Linked DNA regions of Mus musculus: region 2 is linked to region 1. Evidence: chromatin contacts called from ENCODE Hi-C or POLR2A ChIA-PET data. All regions are on one chromosome and are shown on one strand. Each heading gives the region's core, a stretch centred on a gene start or an enhancer-like site at or near the end of the contact. The rest is flanking DNA. Distances are from core to core; before and after follow the strand shown.

What was found. Hi-C counts contacts between places; a loop is a spot of excess contacts on that map. ChIA-PET counts read pairs that join two places held with the same protein, here RNA polymerase II (POLR2A).
Region 2: a map of heart shows a loop between it and region 1 (6-fold over the local background). The contact joins the promoter of Kctd13 here to the promoter of Cdipt in region 1. A Hi-C loop is called at or near these places in 2 of 37 maps with a recorded cell type or tissue (both heart). POLR2A ChIA-PET finds 5 or more read pairs at or near these places in 2 of 5 experiments (Patski and embryonic stem cell).

What each region holds. Positions count from the first base shown.
Region 1 is chr7:126,974,667-126,977,825 of GRCm38, reverse strand. Cdipt (CDP-diacylglycerol--inositol 3-phosphatidyltransferase (phosphatidylinositol synthase)) reads right to left here and starts at 1,368. Exons shown (of 6, transcript NM_026638.4): 1 at 1,020-1,368; 2 at 774-908. The coding sequence starts at 1,062. It overlaps Cdiptos (CDIP transferase, opposite strand), which reads left to right and starts at 1,980. Exons shown (of 6, transcript NM_001362232.1): 1 at 1,980-2,000; 2 at 2,435-2,519; 3 at 2,742-2,886; 4 at 3,114-3,147. The coding sequence starts at 2,439.
Region 2 is chr7:126,927,017-126,930,448 of GRCm38, reverse strand. It overlaps Kctd13 (potassium channel tetramerisation domain containing 13), which reads right to left and starts at 1,570. Exons shown (of 6, transcript NM_172747.2): 1 at 1,151-1,570. The coding sequence starts at 1,394. It also overlaps a transcript of Tmem219 not described here.

The DNA.
Region 1 (3,159 bases), core at 119-2,618:
CCTGTTGAATGGAACTTTGTTATTTACTTACATTTTTAAAAGTTTATTTATCTTCTATGGTCTCAGTGTCTATCAGCGTATATATATATATATACACACACACACACACACACATATATATATATAGCCTGAAGAGGACATTGATTCCTTGGAACTGGTGGTTGTAAGCCATCATGTTGGTTCTGGGAATCAAATCTAGGTCCTCTAGAAGAACAGTAAGCATTCTTTCGGTTTTGTTGTTGTTGTTTGTTTTGTTTGCTTTGTTTGTTTGTTTTTGAGACAGGGTTTCTCTGTATAGCCCTGGCTGTCCTGGAACTCACTTTGTAGACCAGGCTGGCCTCAAACTCAGAAATCTGCCTGCCTCTGCCTCCCAAGTGCTGGGATTAAAGGCGTGCGCCACCACCGCCAGGCAGCAGTAAGCAGTCTTAACCTCTGAGAACAAACTTAGCCTTCAGCCCCAATCACTTATTTTTGCAGGATTTTACTGTGTAGTCCTGGCTCACGTGGTACTCAATATGACTTCTGACTTGGAGCAATCTACCTACCTTATCAGTGCTGGCATTACAAGCATGAGCCATTATGCCACACCCGAATGGAATTCCATGCTCACAGCTATGCAGGGTCTAGGTCTTCCACACCCATCCCAAACAGAGATCAATCATCAAGAGCAAGCTTATATCCTAGGCAGCTCTCAACGAGGTTCTGAGAAAGCAGGGAAAGGACAGAGGATGTTGGGACCCCAGTTAGTGCTGGTGGTGGTAAAGTTCTGTCACCTTGATTAAGGGCTCGAGCTGCGTGTCCATCGAAAGCGTCTAGGAGTCCGCTGAGTAGATAGAAGGAGGAGGCCGTGAAGGGGCAGCAGGGCATAAAGTAGAAGGAAATGATGGCGAAGACAATCCGGGCATAACCTTGGGATGGGATGGGAGAGGTACAGGGTGTGATTGGGGAGCCAGCTTAGGGTTTCTCGCGCCCCTCCCCACCCCCACCCCGCTGGTTTTGGGGCCGCAGGCAGCACTCACCGATAAGGTTAGGCACGAACAGGAAGATATTTTCCTCTGGCATCTTGGCGGCTCCCCTTGTCGTCTCGGCCCAGGTCTGGAGGGGCAAGGTCTTGGTACCAGCCTTACCAGCGTGGTCTCACCTTTCAGCTCCGGGCATCAGCCGCTCCACCTGAGCCCTGGGCCCAGTTCCCCCGGGCAATCCCAGCTGTTAGAGCCCGCAGGGCGCCGGGGTGCGGGACACCCCTGGGCACAGCTCACGCACACCTGGCCTTCCGATGGGCAGGAGCTGACGTCTCCAGCAGCGGGCTCCGCAGCTCCGCTGCGCCTGGCTTCTGGAGCCTACTCTTCTGTCCGGGACGTTAAGAACATCGGAAGAAGGAGAGAGCGGCTTTTAAATATAAATAAATTAATTAAATAAATAATGGCTGAGGTCCCTTTAAGGCCGGCCTGCTTCCTTTTCCTGCCGGGGCCCCTAGGCTTCGGCTCGTACCAACGCACAGGGGAGGGGAGAGACTCGAGAGCCAGCCGCAAAGGAAGAAACTGGAAAGGGAGCAGCAGAAGAGACCTGAGAGGGAATCTGCATTTTGCATTTCACAGAGGGCGTAAACTCCTGGAGGCAACCGTAAGGCGTAGAGATTACTCCGTCCCGAGTCTGCGCCTCCCCAAGAGATTGGGTGACTTAGTACAGCCCACATCGCTTCCCCGCCCGCGACGCTTGCGATCCTCGTCGCTCTCCGGGACCCAGGCTGGGAAGAGGTGGCTAGAGAGGCTCCGAGCATGCCTGCCGCTTGCTTCTAGCGCCGCCCTGGTGGTGGGAGGATTAGAGCCCAAGTTCCACCCTAACGCCTTTCCATCTCCTAAATGCCTTGATATAACTCTGGGGTCACCGCCTCCAAGAAGGAATCAGGAGAGCCAGTATGGCACACTAGGACATTGTCCTTAGTTCTAGAACCTCTAGTCTCCTAGCAACGGAACCATAGAACTTCCGTAAACATTTAGGTCTTTATAGCAATCCGGAGCAGCACTTCCCTGGCTCTCCCTCTTCCCAACCTTCTTTCCCGGACTCCCAATCCCCTGAGGCCCATCATAGGGTCCCCTTAGAACTTTCCGTCCCCCCTCCTGCCGAGTACCCTAAGATTTCAACCAATTAGCCGGGTCGGGGACTGCATGTTGGCTGTCTTGCCTAAGGAAGTGCCTTGGCAGAAAAGGAGGAAGAAGGGCTCTGGAGGGAATAGGGAAGGGAGTTGTTCTGAGAGCCCCTCCCTTCAACTTAGTAGGCAAAACAACCAATTTTTTCAAGGACAGAACTGAGTCAGTAGGATGTTTGAGCTATAGTTATGGACTAAATAAATCTGGGGCCCCGGGAGTGGAGTGAGGCGGAATCTGAGGGGGTGTGGGTTGGCTTCTCAGTCTAACAAAAACTTCGTTTCCAGGAGGATGGCATCCACATCTGCCAGGAGTGGGGACAAAAAGGACATCAGGTCATCTCAAGCTGCCGCCTCCTTAGGTGGAGGGCAGGTAAACGACAATGGAAAAGTGAAGGAGATGGGAAGAGCCAGGCAGGGAGCCCTGTCTGAGCCATGAGCCTTGAGCCTTAGCCTTGAGCCTTAACCCTAAGGCCCCACAGACAGCTTTCCAGGTCTAGGGCCTTCTAATACCAGTTTCCCAAGCCAGAGCCTGCAGCCTGGAAGACACCAGACCAATGGGAATTTGCAGACTGAATTCTAACTTCCTTTTCAGAAATTATCCTGCTCTGAAGAATTCCTGACCCGAATCAGCACAGAACTTACAGACGAAGCACTGTTTATTGCTCGCTCCCGTTTGAGTCCTCTGCCCAATAAGGAAAAGAACACAAAAGACCAAGGGACTCAGATATCTAGACATGGTGAACGCTCTCCTTCTTCATCTAGAGACCAGTCCCTGACTCACTCCCAACCATAGCTGCTCTCCCCAGGAATCTTCTGCCTCCTTGCCCATCCTAGGCACAGTGCCCCTTAACTTCTAACTCATTCATTGTCACTACCCAGGAACCCCCTTGTCCCTACCTGCTCTAGCCACAACTCTTCTAAACATGGGGAAAGTTGTTCCTTTAACTGGGGCCTCTAATTCCAGTGTTCTTCACTAAGACCCGAGGCACTGACACCCGGTGAGTGAGGCT
Region 2 (3,432 bases), core at 321-2,820, 48 kb after region 1:
TCTACAGAGTGAGTTCCAGCAGCCAAGGTGACATGAAAAAAACCCTGTGGGGACAGGGAGGCAACAAGAACGACAACAAGAAAACCTAATACTTACCTGTTTCAGACCTCTGCCATGTTCAAAAACTGTTTCAAACATCTCCAGTGTATCATACACACACCTGCCACGGAACAGATCCCTCCCAAATCTGCTGGGCAGTCAGAAGGCTCTCACCGTGGGAACGTTGTTTTAAAGTCAGGATCTCATTATGTAACCCAAACTGAGTGTTAGCAGTATAGGCAGGAGGCACCAGGCCCAGCTCACCATGGGGGAGATTCTTACCAAATTACCTTATCAATAAATGTAACCCCTTGTATTCATTTTAACCATCTAATTTAATGAAAAATGCCCACTTCAATCCTCCGGTTCACAACGATGAAGTAGTAACATTACTTGGAATACCAAGAATTACTGTGATTACATGAGATTTTCTTGCTTACTGGTCATTCCTACTCCATGCCCTCCCCAACTCCCTGCGGGGTGTGGGGCTAACTCCCCAAGATTCATCATTTCCCTTTACCAAACTTTCTCTAGCAGTAACTGACGCATCACAATACTAATCAAATAAGTGAATTTTCATCTTCGGTATTTGAAAGCCGAACTTCACCTCCTAAGTGTTTGCTTTTATCTATGTTAAGCCCTTCCCCTTAAAGCTATTCTACAATAAGTGAGTCCCAAATTTAAGGCAACACTCCCGAGAAGGTTAAGGTTCACCTGTCAAGAAAAGCTGCGCCCTTCACTTCGCATTCATGGATGATTCCTAGAGTGCGGGCACTGGGCACTTGTATTAGAGACAGACCAAATCTTTCCGTTCTCGAGGCTACCTGGGGCGGTTCTACCGCAGAGAGGCAAACAAAAGGCTGGGCAGTGGGAAGTAAGTGATAAAGGTTGTTTGAGGGGTACTGCTTGCAGTAGACCTGGTTCCTTGGCTGTTTGAACTAAGGGAAGAAGAGCAGATAATCGGCAATGGAGCGCTTGGCAGATGTTACTGCTGGAAGTAAAGGATTGGGGAAAGAGAGAGATTCTGAATTAGGAAAAGATAAGATGGGACTAGGGAGCCTGGAATGAACTGGGAGCTGGAGGGCAGCACGTGTACCGGCGGCACGCATACCTCCCGCGTCTGTGAGCACTTCAACGCGGCCGCTGAACATGGCCTTGAGCATGGTGTCCTGCCCCGTGAGGGTGCGCAGCGTGGTGTAATGCAGCGAGCCGCCCACGTTCAGCTTCACATACTTGCTGTTCGGGGTGAGGGGCTTCAGACTGTACGAGGGGGAGCCAGGCTCCACACTCGAGGGGCTAGGGGACTCCAAGCATTCGGCCGCAGCCGGCGCCGGGCCCGAGGCCTCGGCCGACATGCCAGTGAGCGGACGCGGGTGGCAGTCGGAGGCCCTCTCTGCGCCCCGGTCCGGTTCCCTGAGATCCCGCGACTCCAGCGCCGGCGCCCGGCCGCTCGGCGCACACGCCCACTCTCCACAGCTACTCCGCGACGTCCACCAGCCGCCCCATCGCGCGCTCTCTCCACCCGGAAGCCGGCGCGCGGAGCTGCGCAGGCGCGGCCAGGCCGAGGGCCGCGTCTCGGGGGCGGAGCCAAGAACCGGGGCGTGCGCAGTCGGTGGCGCCGTTGCAGTCCAGCCTGCGGGTTGGGGGGTGTGGTGTTCTGAGAAAACGTCTAAAGGATCCTTTGCCCCCTTGTTCATGTGGATGGAGAATACCGCAACCCGTGACGATTTCAGCAGCGCTTCATTCGCGTAAAAAGAAACAAGCGCAGAGGCTGAAGGTTGAGTATAGTTTTCCTAGCCCAGCTCAGTGCACTTGACAGACTGTTAGAAGAACCGTCAACAAAATGAAAGTTCACCGCGCGTGGTGGCACACACCTCTAATCCCAGCACTCGGGAGGCAGAGGCAGGCAGATTTCTGAGTTCGAGGCCAGCCTGGTCTACAAAGTGAGTTCCAGGACAGCCAGGGCTAAACAGAGGAACCCTGTCTCGAAAAAACCAAAAACCAAAACAAAAAAAAAAAAAAAAAAAAGAAAAAAGAAAGTTCTCCAATGAGGCCATAGGGTTTCCAGGGGACTCACAGGTTAGAAGGCGGGTGCAAAGAGTTCCCTGAAGGGAAAAGGATAGAGACCTGAATTACATATAACTAATTTTAGCCCTGGAGGCTGAGGCAGAGAGATTATGAGCTCCAGGGGATCCTGGCCTATACAGTCTTACCTATCTCAAAGCAAAAGGAGAACCATTAGGCAGGAACGTGGCGATTACAAGAATAAGACTGGACAAGCTAGTGAAGGTCTTAGAATCCCAGCTGTCATGAGACCTTCCAAGGAACCCCAAAAGAGAAGAAGGTATAGGGCATTGTGAACAAGAGGTGATAGCTGAGGTATTTAACAGCCTGCCCTAACGTCTGGAAGGGGTTTTGTCTTGGATGTTTAAGCAAAGTCAAACCAGGCAGTGTTGGCTCACACCTTTAATCCCAGCACTCAGGAGACAGAAGCAGGTGGCTCTCTGAGTTCAAGTCCAACCCTAGTCTACATAGAAAACCCCTGTGTCGGGAGAGAGTTCCAGTTTCTCTTCTCCAACTCTGTCACCAGCTGACTGGAAGATCTGGGCAAAGCTCCTCTCTCTGGGTCTGGTTGGTTCTTTTGCTGCTCAGTCAGGGGTACAAATCTAGTGTTGGCTCTGGAGAGGTAGCAGTGTGGAGAAGCAAAGTGGCTGTTAGAAGATGTTATCAAGAAATGTGTCCGGCACTGAAGAAACTTGTGTTCTGCCAAGAGGGATTGCCAAGCCTGCTCTCCCTACCAGGTGGAGCAGTGAGAAGGTAATTCTTGACTGGAACTTGCTCTCCTCCCTGAAGCCTTGCTGTTGCCAGGACTGGCCTAGCACCCATAGCGAGGCTGTGGCAGTGGCTTGGTCAGCTCAGTTTTACAAAACACCAATTTCAGGCAAATTCACACTCTGGTGGATAAGAAGCATATTCCATAATCATATCTGAACACAAAATGACCGAATATAACTCTCTCCTACAAATGCTAATTCTTTACTGTAGGAGGCATGGGGGAGGGGTCCTTGCACTCACAGATAAACACTTGGGGAATCTGTAATGTTAAGCACAGAAAGTTGTTCCTTCAAGGGAAGAAATGCTATACCTTGCAGAAGGCTGGAACCAGCCGTTAACTAACCTGGTGACCTTGGCTCTCTGTTTGGCAAGAGACTTCCAGCACCTAAAGAGAGTTGTAAATTTGTCTTCCACAGACAGTCTTTTTTTTTTTTAAGATGTATTTATTTATTATATGTAAGTACACTGTAGCTGTCTTCAGACACTCCAGAAGAAGGAGTCAGATCTCGTTACGGATGGTTGTGAGCCACCATGTGGTTGCTGGGATTTGAACTCCTG